2 separate regions of the Mus musculus genome follow, and region 2 is linked to region 1. The links are chromatin loops, found by intact Hi-C in ENCODE. Cell type or tissue: heart. All regions are shown on one strand. Links, peaks and the distances in the headings refer to the core of each region. The heading gives the core; the rest is flanking DNA.

Region 1 (8,333 bases), core at 98-8,097:
TGCAGCTGCCCTTGGAGGCCAGCAGAGGACGTTGGGCCGCCTGGAACTGGAGTTGCAGGCAGCTGTGAACTGCCAGATCACGTGCATGCAAAGGTGGAGATCCAAAGTCAAAGCCAGGTGTCTCTGACTTCTTTCCAACACGCATAAATGCACTGGGAGGATTTCACACGGGACCGAAGCTTCCTACGTGCAGTAGTGACATAGCTGCCTGGGCTTCACACAGGTTCTCAGGATTTCAGCTCTGCTTTTTGTCAGCTGAGCCCTATCTTCAGCCTTGTTTATATACACCGCCCCCTTCTTCCCATTTTTCAGAGTTTTGCTATCACTATAGCCCTCTTTCCCTTTGCTTCCTGAAGGCAGGGATTACAGGTGTTCACCACATCTGACTGCTTTCACATCTTGTAGTTATTCAGATAACTGGATTTATGGAATTCTGAACTACTGTTCTGAGCAACAAGAGGTCATTTTCTGCAGCCGTGACCTCACTGCTTGTGGCTCTCCCAAGCCTGTGCTTGTTTCCTCTCATGCTTGTGTGGTGGCCCATGCCTGGGATTCAGCATTTGGGAGGCTGAGGCAGTAAGAGCCTGACTTTGAGATCAGTCTTCGTTACTCCCATGTTTCCAGAGAAGATGCTCTGGGGTTGCTCTTCCTGGAATCTAACACCCAATCACAGCAGAATCCCAAATTGTTTCAAACTATGAACCTCATTCCAGGTGCGTTAAGTCTGGTCAAAACGTCATGAAGCAAGAAGCTATGTATTTTCTGGTCTTGTGATTTATGTACATCATCAGGCTGCAAGGCTGCGTTCTTCTCTCCTCAAAGGACACAGCGTGCCAACAGTACAAGCCAAATGACAGAGAACCGGCACCTGCCACTCCTACACGGTGGCTAAGTTCCAGCAAGTCACTTCTCTACCTGGGGAAGAGCTGCTGAGGTTGGAGTGTGCTACTGGCTAACTAAAGGCCTCGACAGAGTGACTTGAGACTACACAGCATTTGTCAGCATGCAGCCCCCCAACAAGGCAGGAAGCCAAGGAAACCCTTCCAGTGTTTAAAGCCCCCGTTCAAAGGGTGGCGTAAGGTGGACTTGATCCCACTGCCTTTAAAGAGGATGGCGTTCCGGGAATGAAGTGCTGCGTGAGTACACAACCCTCTCGGGAAGGGAGGCTTTCAGGACAGAGCACGGACGCCAGGCTCTGGAGGCCGTGCAACCAGAGCACACAGGAATGCATTTCAACTTTTATTTGAAAACAACTTAAATTTTAGACAAATGATTTTAGTATATAAATTTGATTTTGTTTTTATACAGAATATAAAGATTTCCCTCATTAATCTTTCATGGGAAGGGGATTACAGGCCAGAAGGAAGACACATTCTGCACACAAAGTACACCTCGGATGTGTGGCGCTGGAGACAAGTGGTGTCGTGCTCCTGCACATAAATTAGGACCAGGTGGTGACATCACACATCAAGGGGCAGGGGGGAGAAATATTCTAGTCAATCAGATTCAAGAAGCAAACATGACACAGAAACTGCAAATGAGAGCAAGTCGGCAGCTTTAGTCAGGACACTGCAGGTTCTACGGGGCTGTGGGGCTACAGTGTGCACACGGACACAGCGGGAAGAGCTACTTAGAGAGGCTGGAGCGAGGGAGTTTCACTAAAGCAAACGAATGTCTTGTCAACTGCCAAGACAAGCGGAACGAAAGGGAGCAGGTGAGTGTTAGTGTACCCAGGGCATGCTATGCCAGTGTCTGCGCAGCATGCTAGTTAGTTACAACTTCTTCATTGGTGCGGATGAATCATTAATGGTCTCGGGTTTTGCTTCTTCTCACCAAACTCAGGCATGTCTTATTTTAGATGGAGTATAGCTTTTATCTATAATTTCATCCTGTAAAAACATGTGAAGACAACGTTCATTCTGGGCCAGAGGATGACCAGCGACCCTGGAAATAAAAAAAAAAAAAAAAAAAAAATTTTTAGTCCATTGTTTATTAAAGATGGTGGTGGGAGGGGTCAAAACACACACACTTTAAGGCTAGGAAATGTGCACTATTTATTAGATGCAAGCATTACTCTGGACAACCCATAAGCTATGCTATCAAACAATGGTCTTTCCCTCTGGGTCATGAACGTGGTAAGATGCTCAGCAGGTTAAGGGCGCTTTTGGCCAAGTCTGATGACCTGAGAGTATGGTCCTTAGGACCTCACATGGTAGAAGCAAAGAAAGGACTCTGTGAATTATCTCCTATCCGTCACGTAAGCACGCGCACACACAGAGGCTGTGTGCTGAGTAGATAACAAAGTTACAGGCTTTTGTTCACCTCTCACAGAAACCAAATTATTAGTAAAAATGAATGTGTATCTAACACAGCTGCCTCCTCTAAGACCTGGCTGACTGGGTAGACCTCAAGGCTGGCACATAATTACACCGGGTCCTGTGTCAGGCTGCGGTCTCAAAGGACTGCTGCAGCCCGGCCCAGGGACAACAGCGAGCAGGGCCCGAGCTCAGACAGTCAGGCAGTCTGTCTGTCTGTTTCTCTCTCTCCTCACTCCCCAACCCCCTTCCCTCCTTCTCCCTGCAGCCCCAGCTAGGTGTGACCTTGTAACATTTCTGCTTAGCTTCCTCAATGCTGGGCCACATCTCTTATAGGAGGAAAGAGAGAAAGAGAGAGAAGGGAGGTGGGAATAATACTGGTTTAAGCTTATCAATCAACAGCTACTAAATGACGATCATAAATAAACTTTCTTACTATTTTCCAAAAGAACATTTTGCCATGAAAAAAATTTTAACGTACTTTTACATAAAACACGTTGATAATACTGCTACCTGCAATCAAACAAAATGATTGCAAATATAATGTACATTTTATTACTCACATGAGAATATACCTTAAATCAGAATCACAAGTAAAACTACTTTCTGAATGATGCAATTTTAAATGTAATTTGCATAAATTATCCAAGACCAACAAAGATAAAACTTAGGTCAACACACAATCTTCACTTCAACCACTCAAGAGCACCAGCATTTATCACATGGTATTCAACATGGGGTACTTTCAGTTCATTTAAACTGGACAGAAAGGCTGGAAGTGGCTAAAAGGAAGGGCGGCATGGATTTAGATTAACTTTAAATGACAGGTAGTCAGGGCTGAAGATGGTACAGCAGTTAGAGCACTGGCTGCTCCTGTAGAGGACCTGGGTTCGATTCCCAGCATGCATGGGACACATACAGGCAAAACATCCAAACACACAAAATAAAATACTGAATAAATAAAAGCTGACCTCACGGGCATTGCCCCACAGGGGTGGAGGTACTTACTTGTTTATGAACTGTTCCAGCCCTTGCTTCCTTTCCTCGATGAAATTGTCATCAAATATTCCATCGTCTCCTCTAAAAGGAAGCTGCCGCAAAAATGCTTTCCCAGGGAGTGGGGGAACTACAACCTAAAACAACAGGAACAAAGTGAGTCCTGGTGATGCCAGCCCAGGAGCCACACCCATCCACCAGAGCACAACTGTCCACAAGGTGGGACAAGAGACCAAGCCTCACAAGTTGTCTTTGACCTCCAAATATACAGTGTGGCACTCATGTGGCTACACACATGTGCGTGTGTGTGCGCGTGCGTGCATGCATACACACACACACACACACACACACACACACACACACACTAAAATGTAGTAAGAACATGTATATGTCGAGCGTCAAGTGTGGTATATGCTTTTAGTCCCAGCACTTTGAAGCAAAGGCAGGCAGATCTCAGTGAGTTCCAGGCCAGCCAAGATTACATAATGAGATCTTTTCTTAAAAAAAAAAAAGTAGCAGGGATCCATCCCATAATCAGCTTCCAAACGCTGACACCACTGCACACACTAGCAAAATTTTGCTGAAAGGACCCAGATATAGCTCTCTCTTGTGAGACTATGCCGGGGCCTAGCAAATACAGAAATGGATGCTCACAGTCAGCTATTGGATGGATCACAGGGCCCCCAATGGAGGAGCTAGAGAAATTACCCAAGGAGCTAAAGGGAACTGCAACCCTATAGGTGGAACAACAATATGAACTAACCAGTACCCTGGAGCTCTTGTCTCTAGCTGCATATGCATCAAAAGATGGCCTAGTCGGCCATCACTGGAAAGAGAGGCCCATTGGACTTGCCAACTTTAGATGCCCCAGTACAGGGGAACGCCAGGGCCAAAAAGGGGGAGTGGGTGGGTAAGGGACTGGGGGAGTAGGTATGGGGGACCTTTGGGATAGCATTGAAAATGTAAACGAGGAAAATACCTAATTAAAAAAAAAAGGCAAGCTTGGCTGAAGAGTAGCTCTGAAAATCCATTTGTCAAGAAAAATTTTGTGCACTGCTTATTTAATACTGGATATTTGTATATGAAAATTATATATAAGCATGAAGTTTCATTGACTAAATACATACCCACGAGTCAAACAATTCTAATAATTATCAGTAAATTTTATGTTCAAATAAAATATTTCATACAAATACAAGATATCATTAAATGCAGATCAAATAGCTAAAATATATACAAATTGTTTAAAAATGAAAAAAAAAGTATAAGGCACAACACAAAGTCAGGAGACAAAAAATACCCTCACAAGGACAGCCATTTTACCTACAAACTTGTTTAAATACACAACTGAAAAGAAAACACAGAAGGCAGAGTATAGTTCAGTGTTAGAGTTCTTGCCTAGCAAGAGTGAGGCCCAGGTTTAATTCTCAGCACTGTAAAAACCAAATCAAAGGAACAAAGGAACAAACAAAAAAGGCATGGCTCTGGAGCCAGATGGCCAGCTGTGGATGTGGAGAAGTCCAAGAAGACCAAGGCTCTTCAAGGTGGTGTCCACAGGTTTCTTCTTGAATTTATCAAACAACTATACAAAGACAACAACATCCTGTCATTTGGGACTGAGACAAAGGTTCCTGAGCCTCTCAACACATCTAATACTCCGTGGGAAAGATGATGCTTCAGCGCTGACCAAACTCAAGCCCCAGCTAAAGAACACAATGTTCTTTCTGTACAGTGTAGCTGTTGTCAAGAATCCCTTCACCCAAGGAGGGCTGCCCGTTCTCACTTGCGTGTGAAGGATCCCATCCTAGGCACTGTGGCCATCTTCTCACAAGCCATCAACTTTCCCCCAAACTTCCTTTTCTACTCTTTCTCCAAAAACTATCATTTCTTCTTTCCCACTCTCAGAAGTCCCCAGTCCTTCCCACTGAATGGACTCACGGACTCAGCTTTCCCTTCTGGGACTTTCTAAGACATTTGGTTCCTCTAGCCAGCACCTACCTACCTACACAATTCAGTTCCTTTGTCCATCCTGGAGTCTCACACCCGAGCTGTGCTTCCTCCTTCACCCAGGGCCTTGCCAATGTTAGGCAAGCAAGGAAACTGATGTAGAAAATCAAGAACTCAAGGCCAGCCTCAGCGACAACAGGGGGATTGAGGTTAGCATGGGACCCGGTCTTAAAACAAACACTACCAAAATACAACTGTTGCCATGGTTCTAGGGGCTGTAACCCTAAGCAGCACCCCACCTAAGGAGCTGCAGCCCCAGACCAGGAGCTCAGCTCTATGACCCTGGTCCTTTTAGTCGGGTCCTTCCTGTGCAGCTCTGGGAACTTATGCTCCCTGCCTCTGGCTCTGGAGTGACGACAGCATTGTAGACATGTGCTCTGCCGCAGGCTCTGTTTCTTTACAAATTTACCCTAAACTAGTAACTCACTGAAGTTAAAAATGGAAGGACCAGATCAACTGCACACAGACAAGAGGGGGGCAACAGAAAACAGCAGCAAGGAAATGAACAGGAAACCGAGCAGATGCTCAAGACACACTCTGCAATCCCTTCCTTCCTAGATCTGCTCTTCGATGATTTAAAGGACTTACTTCCAGAAGTCTCTGTTAGAACCAACACATCTCTTTCCCACATTGTCAATGTGTCAAATTAAGTGTTAAAACCTGCACAGAGAAAGGACCCTGTCCCACAGTTCTAACAGCGCCTACATGGAGGGAAGATACACATACAAAATGGTCTATTAAGGAAAAAAAAAGGCTGGGAGGTGTGTGTGTGTGGGGGGGGTGGGGGTGACACACACCTTTAACCCCAGCACTAGGGAGACAGAGTCAGTCCAGGTCTCTGTCGTTTGAGGCCAGCCTGGTCTACATAGTGAGTTTCAGGACAGTCAAGACTACACAGAGAAACCCTGTCTCAGAAAAATCAAAAAAGGTGGAGATATGCTCAGCAGGTAAAAGCACGGAGCACTGGCTGCTCCTACAGAGGACCCAGGTTTAACTCCCAGAAGGCAAATGGCAGCTCACAACTCTGCAGCTCCATTTCTCAGACTTGGGCCTTCCCTGGCATACAAATAAAATGTAAGATCACAACAAAATAGCCCACCCCAACCAAAAACAATAGAGCAGTGTACTAAAGAATCACCTTTAATTCAAGAGAAAGATGCGTAAGATGCTGTGCTGTATTTTCAAGGTTTCATGTAGCCCAGGCTATCCTTGAGTTTATGACCACTCCCCCAACCCTGCTTCCACCTGGGATTATAAGCTTTGGTCACCACGTAGACATTTTTGTTTCCTGTAGATATATATTCTTCCTAACAATGTTCAAAATAGTAAGTAGAATGGACCTTATAATTAGCAGGCCAGATACCTATAGAAGTCATGAATGGCTTATCTAGCAAAGATCCTCTTAAGCATCAAATAAATTAAGAAAACGTTGCTACATTTGCTGACTTATTTGTGCATGTGTGTGCTTAAGTGTGTAGCACATGTATGTGCACACTCCTAAAGGTGCGCGTGTGGATGACTCACAGGAGTCAGATCTTTGCTTCCCTTGTGTGAGCTCAGGTCATCAGGCAAGTGCCTTTATCTGCTGAGCATCTATCTCAGCAGCGTCATAGCCAACAATCTTTAAGTAGAACGAAAAGATTTAATTAGAATGCCTTTACTTCAGCTCAGATGGCCTCAATCATTCCGTGGCTAAGGATGACCTTATGCTTCTGGCCCCCCTACTGGGACTACCTGCAGGTGCCATCACGCTGGGTTTGTGTAGTGCAGGGATCTGAACTCAGGGCTCTGTGCATCAGAGGCAAGCACTCTACTGACTGCTGCATATATTCAAAGTTAATCAGAATTCTTTTTATCAATCTGCAGCCAGGAGTAGTAGGGCACACTCGTAATTTCAACATGTAGAAGCAGGAGGAAAAGACCTCAAGGTTATCTTTGGTTACACGGAGTTTGAGGGCAGTCTAGACTGTGTGAGACCCTGTCTAGAACACTAACACTTCTTGTATTTGTTTCTGTATGTGGGTTAAAAGGAAGATGTCTGCTAAATATACTGTTGAAAGCTAAAGAATCAAACCATGATGACAGATATTGAATGTCAGTTTCTAGCATAGGCCTTCGAGAAAAACAAATAACAGAAGGACCCACGTATGTTGCTCTTCGAAATGATGTGAGTAAGATTTCCAAACAGGCTGGACTCCCAAGATGCTTGCATAGTCCATGAGTACAAAGTAGAATGGCCCACAAAGACTGCAGAGCAGATAGATAGATGGTAAGGAACCTGGAGTTACTGTTTTACACTTTAGACAGTACAACATAATAAAAAGGCAGCCCAACTAAACAGACAAAATATCTCAGTCCACTTTTCTCCAAAGAGCACAGACTCAAGGAGTAAATGAAAAAAAGGTCAGCAGCAACACTGGCCACCAAATGGACACCAAAAGCCCAGTGATCCACTCACTCCCTACGCGACCAACACGGCTAAGAGTGATAAGCAGCACCGGAGAGCCGTGGGTTGCTCACACTGAGGGCAGGAAGGAGAATGAAATGCTGCACATACGGTACAATGGCACGGGAGCTGAAAGACAAACCTGGCTGGGCTACAAGGTGAGTTGGATGCTAGTCTGGGCAGCTTTCAACTTTCAAAAGAGAGCAGGCGTAGTTATGGGCTGGCAAGATGGATCAGGGGGTAAAGGCACGTCTGCCAAGCCTCATTTGATTACCTCCAGTGTAAAAAGAGAACTCACTCCTGAGAGCTGTCCTGGCTGTGACACTCATGACTGCAGGCACACATGCACATACCCAAATGTAATAACAAAATCTTAAGTTATGTAATTCAGCAACATAATCGTAGGTGGTTAGTCAAGAACAGTAGCAACCTAAGCATCTATCGAATGATGAATCGCTAGAGATCGGTACCTATCTTTGTGGATGGGCATTCTTCTAACGCGTGAGTCCCTGGGTTTCATTCCTAAGATGGCAAATGAAGAAAGATAATAAGAGCTGGAAAGATAGCTT
Region 2 (8,333 bases), core at 248-8,247, 200 kb after region 1:
AGCAACATTTCCTAATAACCAATGCATACTGTTGTAAAATCACACACGACAGAAGAAAAATGCAGAAAGGCTAATAGAAAATAACAATCCAAAAACTATAAGCTGGGTACGGTGGGATGTACCTGTAATCTCGGCATTGAGAGGCTGAAGCGGAAGGGTTGGGGATTTGAGGTCAGCCTGGGCTGCGTAGTGGAATCTTGCTCAAGCTGAGGACAGGGGGTGACTACGATGGTTCAACACTTAGCCACCAGCCTGTGGCCTGATTCACTTTCACACAGCCCCAGAGTGGAAAGAGAGAACCAACTCCAGCAAGTTGACCTCTGACCTCTACACATACATGTGACACATATAAATAAATGTGATTTTAAATACACACACACACGTGTACAAACACACATGCACACACACACAGCAGAAGTAGTTTCCCATTCTACTGTACAATTATCATTTTAAAATCTACCTCTTGTCATCTTCTTTAAAAAATTTAAATAGGCAGATCCTACATCTCACGCAGGCAGCATAGTTGACCCTGGTAATGGGGGTTATTGGAGAGCCAGTGACTACACAGTGAGTTTGAGGTCAGCCTGGGCTGCGGGGAGATGTTGTCTCAGAAAGCAGGAAAGAAAGGAAGGAGAGAAGAGGGAGAGAGAAAAAGACGTGAGGTCAGAGTTCGGAGTGTTTACATCTGCTCCCATGTCGAGGTTCCCTCATGAACACTGCTCGATTACAGTGGAGCGAATGTGGAAACACATGAGAATTAGCCATTTTCTAGTGAGCCAAACATTAAAGAGCTTTTTTTTTTTCTCAAATGTAAAACAGCACCACTCTTATCATGAAATTATTTTTATTTCGGAAAATACAACTAGTTTTTAAGTGTTATGAGTTTAATAATTTTTGACCATTATAGATTCCATTGGTTATATAATTTAAGTTTTTCTCAGTTTGAGTTTCTGATATATTAATAACAAAGGTTTAGGGGAGAGAATCCACGGGCATCAAAGCTCCCGGGTGCTTTGGTTCTTTAGAGAATCGATGGCCTGGGACACAGCACCCAGGAGCCACTCGCATTGCAGTTAAACTCTTGTGACCCAGAAAGGAAAGAATCATTTTCAGAGAAAGCAAACCAAAGCTGAATTCTAAAGGCTTAATGAGTAAACTGGCTATTCCTGAATTTTTCTTTGGAGAAATGTAATTTTTACACCTGCAGAAAATTGGTTCCTCAACTAATAACTGTGTTCACAGGTAACTGTTTGCAAGAGCACTTCATTATTTGTGGTTTTAAAATGACAGGTGGCCAGGTGTGTTTATGGAAAGTCTGGGCAGAAAATATGTCCGTCAATGCATAAGCATGCGGTTGGTGGGTACTCGCCGTCACTGTCCTGTTCTTTCTCTCCCCCTCTCCCTCTCCCTCTCCCTCTCCCTCTCCCTCTCCCTCTCCCTCTCCCTCTCCCTCTCCCTCTCCCTCTCCCTCTCCCTCTCCCTCTCCCTCTCCCTCTCCCTCTCCCTCTCCCTCTCCCACCCACACACTCACTCGCTTGTCCTTGGTGCTCAAGGAATAGATGTCTGTCAGAATCAGAGTCGTGTATTGGCCTTCATTGGTCTCAAATCATACTAGCTTATATACTGTTAAGCTACAAGTCTTACCAAATAGGATCTTCCAGAGAATTCTTGACTGGAACCCTCCTTCCACCTCATGCTTTATTTGGTTTTATTCCTATTGAAACTACTGGTTGGGAACTGCTTCTGGGTTTGTGTCCTGTCTTGGCACAGTGTCAGGAAATGCTAAAGGATGAATGGCTTTTATCTGTGCCATTTGGCCAAGATTGCTGCTGGTTGTCTTTGGATGCCCCCGTGGTGATTAGCATCAGGATGGGGCCGTTTATTAGCAGGCTGAGTCAGTCCAGGAATCGCTATGGCCCTTTCTCTTCCCAGCATCAGGACCATTCTTAAGGAATTCTTTTCTTACCTATGCTGACTCTTGACAAAGCCAGGTTCTGAAGAGAGCAGCTAGCCACCCTCCCTAAAGCAGAGGCCTCAAGTGATATCGATGATAAAGACCTTAGTGGAAAATTGGTCTGGTTTTTATGGGAGTATGAATCCAGTGCTGTGTTTTGTTCTCAGTCCTTCCTGCTGTAACCCTGGTTAGCTCTGTAGGAGGCACAGTTGTGGTGTCAGAAGGCACCTTTTGCGTCTCTCTTGCTTGTTTGCCAGCATACATCTTCTGTAACCACGGCCTCCACTTGTCCTGTGGCTTCACTGTAGGGATGTACTTCATCCCGCAGAGAGGAATGGAGGGCACAGTCAGGTATAAATGCCACCCGTGTGTGCTTTTAGAATGCAAAGGGGTTTGGAATAAATTCTCACAATCGGTGCAGACCATAGTCTGATTTAAAAAGTACACATAGGAATGCACACATCCCCCAGTACCTGAGCTTATGTCATTATTTTGAAATTGTGGACATAAAGGAGAAAATAATTTTCTGTAACGTTGTGGTTTGTTCTCTAATTGTTGCTGATTTATGTCTTCCAAGAAAATCAGTGTTAGGTGGCAGCTTGTTGACACATTGTATCTGTTGTACTATTTTAGAAGGATAAAGAAGGGAAGACTTTTGGAGAGATGATCATGAAAGAGATACTGGATTAGAAATGTGAAAACTCTTTGGGCATGGAGTCATAGTGATGGTGTCCATGATGAAAGGAGACTTGGGAAGGAGTCAGAAAGAAGAAAGGAGAACTGGCTTAAGAGACACATAGTTCTCTCTACGGGGACATTTCCGTTGGAGGGCGAACCCTTAGGCAAGACTCTTTGTCTGTTTTCAAGCCTGATCAAGAATGGTACCTTTGTGTCTATTGTTTATGACTGTGGACTTAAATGTTTTTACATTTCTCTTATGTGTATGAATGTTTTGCCTGCATACATGCCTGGTGCCCCTGGGGTCCAGAAGAGGGTTTCAGATATCTTGGAACTGGAATTACTGATGGTTGTGAGCCATGTGTGGGTGCTAGGAATTGAACCCAGGTCCTCTGAAAGAGCAGCCAGTGTTCTAAGCCACTGAGAGTTATCTCTCTAGCTTTGCTGTAGACTCTTCGAGCAACAACAAACAAACAAACTAACTAACAAAGATCTGTTTCCTTTCCTAGCAGGACACTTAATGTTCTGCTATTTTTGACTGATTTAAAAGCCAGTCCAGTCCCTGTACAGTGGAGGCCCCCAGGGATTCCTCGTGGCTCTCAGGGGAGAAGAGCTCACTTTGTCTCAAGGATAAAATTGTATTGGATGAAATCTAGTAGTTCCCTTCAGGGCCCATGAGCTGGCTCAGTGGGTAGAAGCTCTTTTCTGCCAAGCCTAGTGACCTGAGATCAGTTCCTGGGATCCCTGTGCTAGGAGAGAGCTGACTCCCGCAAATTAGAGTCACCCACCACCTCTGGCCCCTACAGAACCCAAGCGTTTTGGGAAGGTGTGTGAAGCTGTGCAGTTGGAAAAGGGCAGCAGCTCTCACCAGCATTTCCATGAGGCCGAGCAAAAGGGCCACCTCCTCTGGTGGCCTCTCTTCCAGGAAGATGGGGCTGCAGCATTCACCACAGTCAATATCGTTTATGCTGTCTATGCAAGCTAATGGGCAGAAACCTGCCTTTCTTAGAGTGTCTGACCCTTTCCATAACCATCAGCAAGTATCTGATGTAAGGAAGGCTGGCTCAGTTCCAGGCCCATCGAGGGGGTAGGCCCCTGAGTAGAAGAGTCAGTCTCCATTCTTACAGTCTTAGTTCCAGAAGAGAGAAGTTGATGAGTGTGTATGTCGGCACACTGAGAAGAGCAGACTAAGCGTAGCACCACAGGATATGCGGGAGCAGAAGCTGAGGATGATGGAGGAGCTCAGCCTTGAGAGATGCCGAGTTGAGTATGAAAGTGAAAGGTGGGCGGGATCGAGGGGAGGTGCTCAGCCTAGAAGACTTCTGTGACTTCTGCCTCCTAGGTCTCACATTGCTAAGGGGACAGAGCTGGAAATGACGGAGTTGATTCAGAGGATGCTAGAGCCAGGAGGCTGTAGCCCTTCCATACTGCTGGGATAGCTTCTATTTAACCAGCCTGCTTGCTAACCACATTGTAAATCCTGGACAAAAATCTTAAGAACTACTGACCTAATGGCATGTCCAGTCAAACGCATGGAGAAACTGGGGTGCAGCATTGATAGGCTGAGTTTATCACAGTCTCTTATAGTTACCTAAAATTCAGTAGAATCCAGCCAGGCTGTGGTCTGAGGAGCCACAGTGGAGCAAGCGGGTATCACAGCAGCCAAAAATCTAGAAAAAAAAAAAAAAAGTCACAAAGAAATAGCCTGGAAAATCTTTTTACAGACAATGCTTAAATCTCAGCCTAGCCTGTGGACTGCATACATAGCAAAGGAAAGGCAAGCGTTTGGACAGAGGTTTCAGTGCTGTCCCACAGAAGACAGAACTTCAAGCCCGGCTAGCCATGTTGTGGAGCAACATGCCCAAGTTTTATTGTGACTACTGTGAAACTTATCTTACCCACGACTCTCCATCTGTGAGGAAGACACACTGCAGTGGTTGGAAACCCAAAGAGAATGTGACAGACTATCACCAGAAAGGGATGGAAGATCAGGCCCAGAGCCTAATTGACAAGACAACGGCTGCATTTCAACAAGGGAAGATCCCTCCGCTCCGTTCTCTGCTCCTCCACCTGCAGGGGCCATGATTCCACTGCTCCCCAGTCTCCTGAGTCCTCCTTGGCCTGGCATGATGCCTGCATCCCACATGGGAGACCCTCTCATGATGCCAGTGATGGGCCCCCTCCTCCTGGGATGATGCCTGTGGGACCTGCTCCTGGGATGCAACCACCCATGGGAGGCCACATGCCCATGATGCCCTGGCTTCCCATGATGAGACCTCCCGCCTGTCCTATGATGGTACCCACACAGCCTGGCATGACTCAGCCAGACAGATAAGAGCAGAAGCGCTCTTGACCGTTTTGTATTTCTTGTTCGGTTTCACCAGGAGATCTTGATGCTGAGCCTGAGTGTTTACTAGATACATGAAAAGGAAACTTCCCTTCCTAACAGAATATTTTTGGAGAAGTAATACAAAAAAGTGTGGCTTTCACTTATATTGTGAAATGTGAAAATAAAATCATCAGCTCTTTTAGTTAAAAAGAAAAAAAAAAAAAAAAAAAGACAGAGCTTCAAGCCTGAGACCACCTGAGTTAATTATCTGGTAAAGTAGAAGCATTGAAATAAATCAGTATATATAATAATCCCAAAATGCCATGCAACCCAAAATCACTAGGTGTAGGCAGGTGCCAGAAAGTGACCCATTTTTGAAAGAGACCGTGTGGTGGTTTGAATATGTTTGGCCCAGGGAATGGCATTATTAGGAGGTGTGGCCTTGTTGAAGTAGGTGTGGCCTTTTTGGAGGAAGTGTATCACTGTGGGGTTGGGCTTGGAGACCCTCCTCCTAGCTGCCCATGAGACAATCTTTTCCTGTTTGTATAAGGAACAAGATATAGAACTCTCTGCTCCTCCAGCACTGTGCCTGCCTGGATGTTGCCATGCTTACTGCCATGATAAAGGACTAAACCTCTGAACCTGTAAGCCAGCCCTAACTAAATGTTGTCCTTTATAAGAGTTGCCTTGGTCAATAGAAACCCTGACTGAGACAGACGGTAACCAGCAGAGACTTACCCTGAGATGATACAAATGTCAGAATTACAGATGATATTTTGAAAATTACACTTATTTATTAGTGGGGAGGCGGTGGCTGCATGGCATGCTGTGTGTGGAGACCAGAGGGCAATGGAGTGAGCCTTCTGTTTTTACCACACGGGTTCCCAGAAATTGAACCCAGCTGTTGGGCTTGGTGGTAGGTGTCTTTACCCTTTAAGCCATCTCACCAGCTCTAGACAATGTTTGCAAAGTAGCTTGAGGCAAACAGATTTTTGTGAGTTCAAGACCAGCCTGGTCTACACAGCAGGTGTTAGGCTAACTAGAGTTGTCTCAAAAAGGTGGGCATTATATGTGTGCTCAAATGTAAAGGAAAATATACTAGTAGCAATGAGTGAAGAAATAAGAAATCTTAGGTGAGAAATTGAAAATATAAAAAAAGAAACAAATGGAAATTTTAAACAATAATTCTAGACCTGGCACTAGAGAGATGGCGTGGCACTTAGCCACGATGCTGTCACTCAGGACTGGAGTTCAATTCCAAGCACCCACACCTGGCAGCTAATAAGCACCCCTCTCCCACTTCAGGGGATTTGACACCCTTTTTGGCTTACAAGGACAACTGCACTTACATGCATGCCCTACAAACCCCACTCCTGAACATGCATATAAAATAAACCTTAATGCACTTAAAATGCATTTAAAAATAAACCTTAAAATACTCTCAACCTAGGGCCTAGAGTCCCTTTCTAATGTCTCAGATGATAAAGTTTCTTGCCATGTGTGTAGACAAGAGTCTGGATTCTGATTCTGTTACCTGCATAAGAACTAGTGGGTAGTGCATTGTGGCGATGGAGGCATGGAAACCCTGAGACAAGCTAGCTATCTAGACTAGCTCAGTCAGAGCTCCAGGTCCATCAGGAGACTCTACTTCAATAAACAGAGTAGAAAGAAGACAGCCAGAATCAGTCTCTGACCTCCACATATGTGCATGTACATGCACTCCAACAGATGTGTGCCCATACAGATGTGCACACACACACACACACACACAATTATAGACCTAATCCTTTAGAAAACATACTTAATACCAGATTTAAAAAGACAGGAAAATTGCTGATAGGCCGGCATCGTGGCATAGGCCTGCAACCCCAGCTCTTAAGCAGATGTAGAAGGATCCTGTGATCTCTGGTCTGCAGAGTGAGTTTCAAATCCACCAGGCCTACACAGAGCCTCACTAGATGGTCTCAACAACAACAACAACAACAACAACAGCAAAAAGAAAGCATGGGTAGGATGTGGTGGCTCAGTAGAGTGCTTGCCATGCAAGGAAGCTGAGTTTGCTCCTAAGCGCTCATGTCAAAAAGCCAGGCTTGGTGGCATACGCCTGTGGCCCCAGCAGGAAAGAGGCAGAGATAGGCAGGTTCTGGGGCTTCCTGCCTATTCAATCCAGGACCCCAGCCATGGGGTAGCACTGTTCTCGTCCTGGTAGGCTTTTCCACCTCAGTTAACTTAATCTAGAAAAATCCCTCACAAAGCTAGAGCTTTGAGGTCAAAGCCGCGTCCCACGAGTTTGCATCCCTGAACATCGCTCAAACCAGAAAAGATTTTAGGTTTTAGAACTGGGTAGGCTAAGGTGTTCAGGGTTTCCTTGAATGTTTGTCTTTTGATAAAATTTGGGCAGATAAGTCAAGGTTGTCTTCTAGGCAAGAAGATGGAGTGAGTTATTCTCTTCACAGTGTTGTTCGTGCTTTGAAGGGTTTGGCCTTTGCATTCTCAGCAGTGTGGCGAGGCACTTAGCCTTGCTCAGATGAATGGGCGCCTTTACCCAGTACTTTGATGACGTGGAGAGCAGAAGAATGGGAGGGAGGATGATAACTCACAGAGACGTGCACTTTGTTTCCAGGACTAGTTGCGCTTTTCTGACATCCGAGCCCAAGAGGAATCAGTTTGTCCCCAGTGTACCCCCCTCAAAGGAGAACCAAAACCAAGCAACAGCAAAAACCCAAACCATCTAGCTGCAAACAAAACACACGGAAGGAGACCTCTGCACTACACAGCTTTGCCATGTTCAGACATTCCTGAGATTTAACATAAGTTCATTATTAAAGCATTTTCTCCGTCTTGTACCCCAGCTACCCACACGTTGACTTACCTGTGCAAACCCTTTGCTGGTGGGGCCAGAACCTGATCTTGCAGCCCGTGAATAATCTCCCAAATTTCTGGAAAGATCCCAGAACCAGACACATTTACAGTGCTGGCCTTCCTTCTCGCAGACACAGCAAATGCTGCCCTCTGCTGAGGAAGATCAGGAGGCTCCCCTCTGTAAGTGGCCATGCTACCCTGCAGGCGCTGACTTATCATTTGAGCAGAGACATGGTGATGCCGGTTCTTTCACCGCTGTCCTATAGATGTCTGGCTAACCGTATTCCACTTCAAAATGAACAGGGGACAAATGGAAACATTTCAGTGTTGGCTATACAATTTGTCACCTTCTGTGCAGTCAAATACTATCACCCTCTGTGTGAGACATTCATAAAAATGGTTAGCCAGCTGATAAAATATTTTTCTGTGTGAAAAAAGGAAGGAATTGTTATAGGGTTGTTTTAATAGATGAGTTGTGAAATAATTCTAGCACACTTGGACTGTTTTTCT

The links. A loop is a pair of places that touch in the nucleus more often than their neighbours do. Peaks named below come from ENCODE experiments on the same cell type or tissue, not always from the same donor. Only the 100,000 strongest peaks of a DNase experiment are listed, where the experiment ranks them.
Region 2: a loop joins it to region 1, with 2.5 times the contacts of the local background. A loop is called at or near these places in 2 of 42 quality-filtered maps.

The regions. Positions count from the first base shown.
Region 1 is chr10:42,528,264-42,536,596 of GRCm38, reverse strand. Snx3 (sorting nexin 3) reads right to left here. Exons shown (of 4, transcript NM_017472.4): 3 at 3,324-3,448; 4 at 1,228-1,944. The coding sequence ends at 1,839. Among named protein-coding and RNA genes, the nearest start is that of Snx3, 30 kb to the right of the region's middle. In heart, for the core only: no CTCF peak of the experiment used is centred there; no DNase peak of the experiment used is centred there; H3K27ac peaks cover 2,069 bases.
Region 2 is chr10:42,327,420-42,335,752 of GRCm38, reverse strand. The region is part of intron 10 of Afg1l (AFG1 like ATPase); the gene reads left to right. Among named protein-coding and RNA genes, the nearest start is that of Foxo3, 55 kb to the right of the region's middle. In heart, for the core only: a CTCF peak has its summit at 7,986 (motif pointing left); no DNase peak of the experiment used is centred there.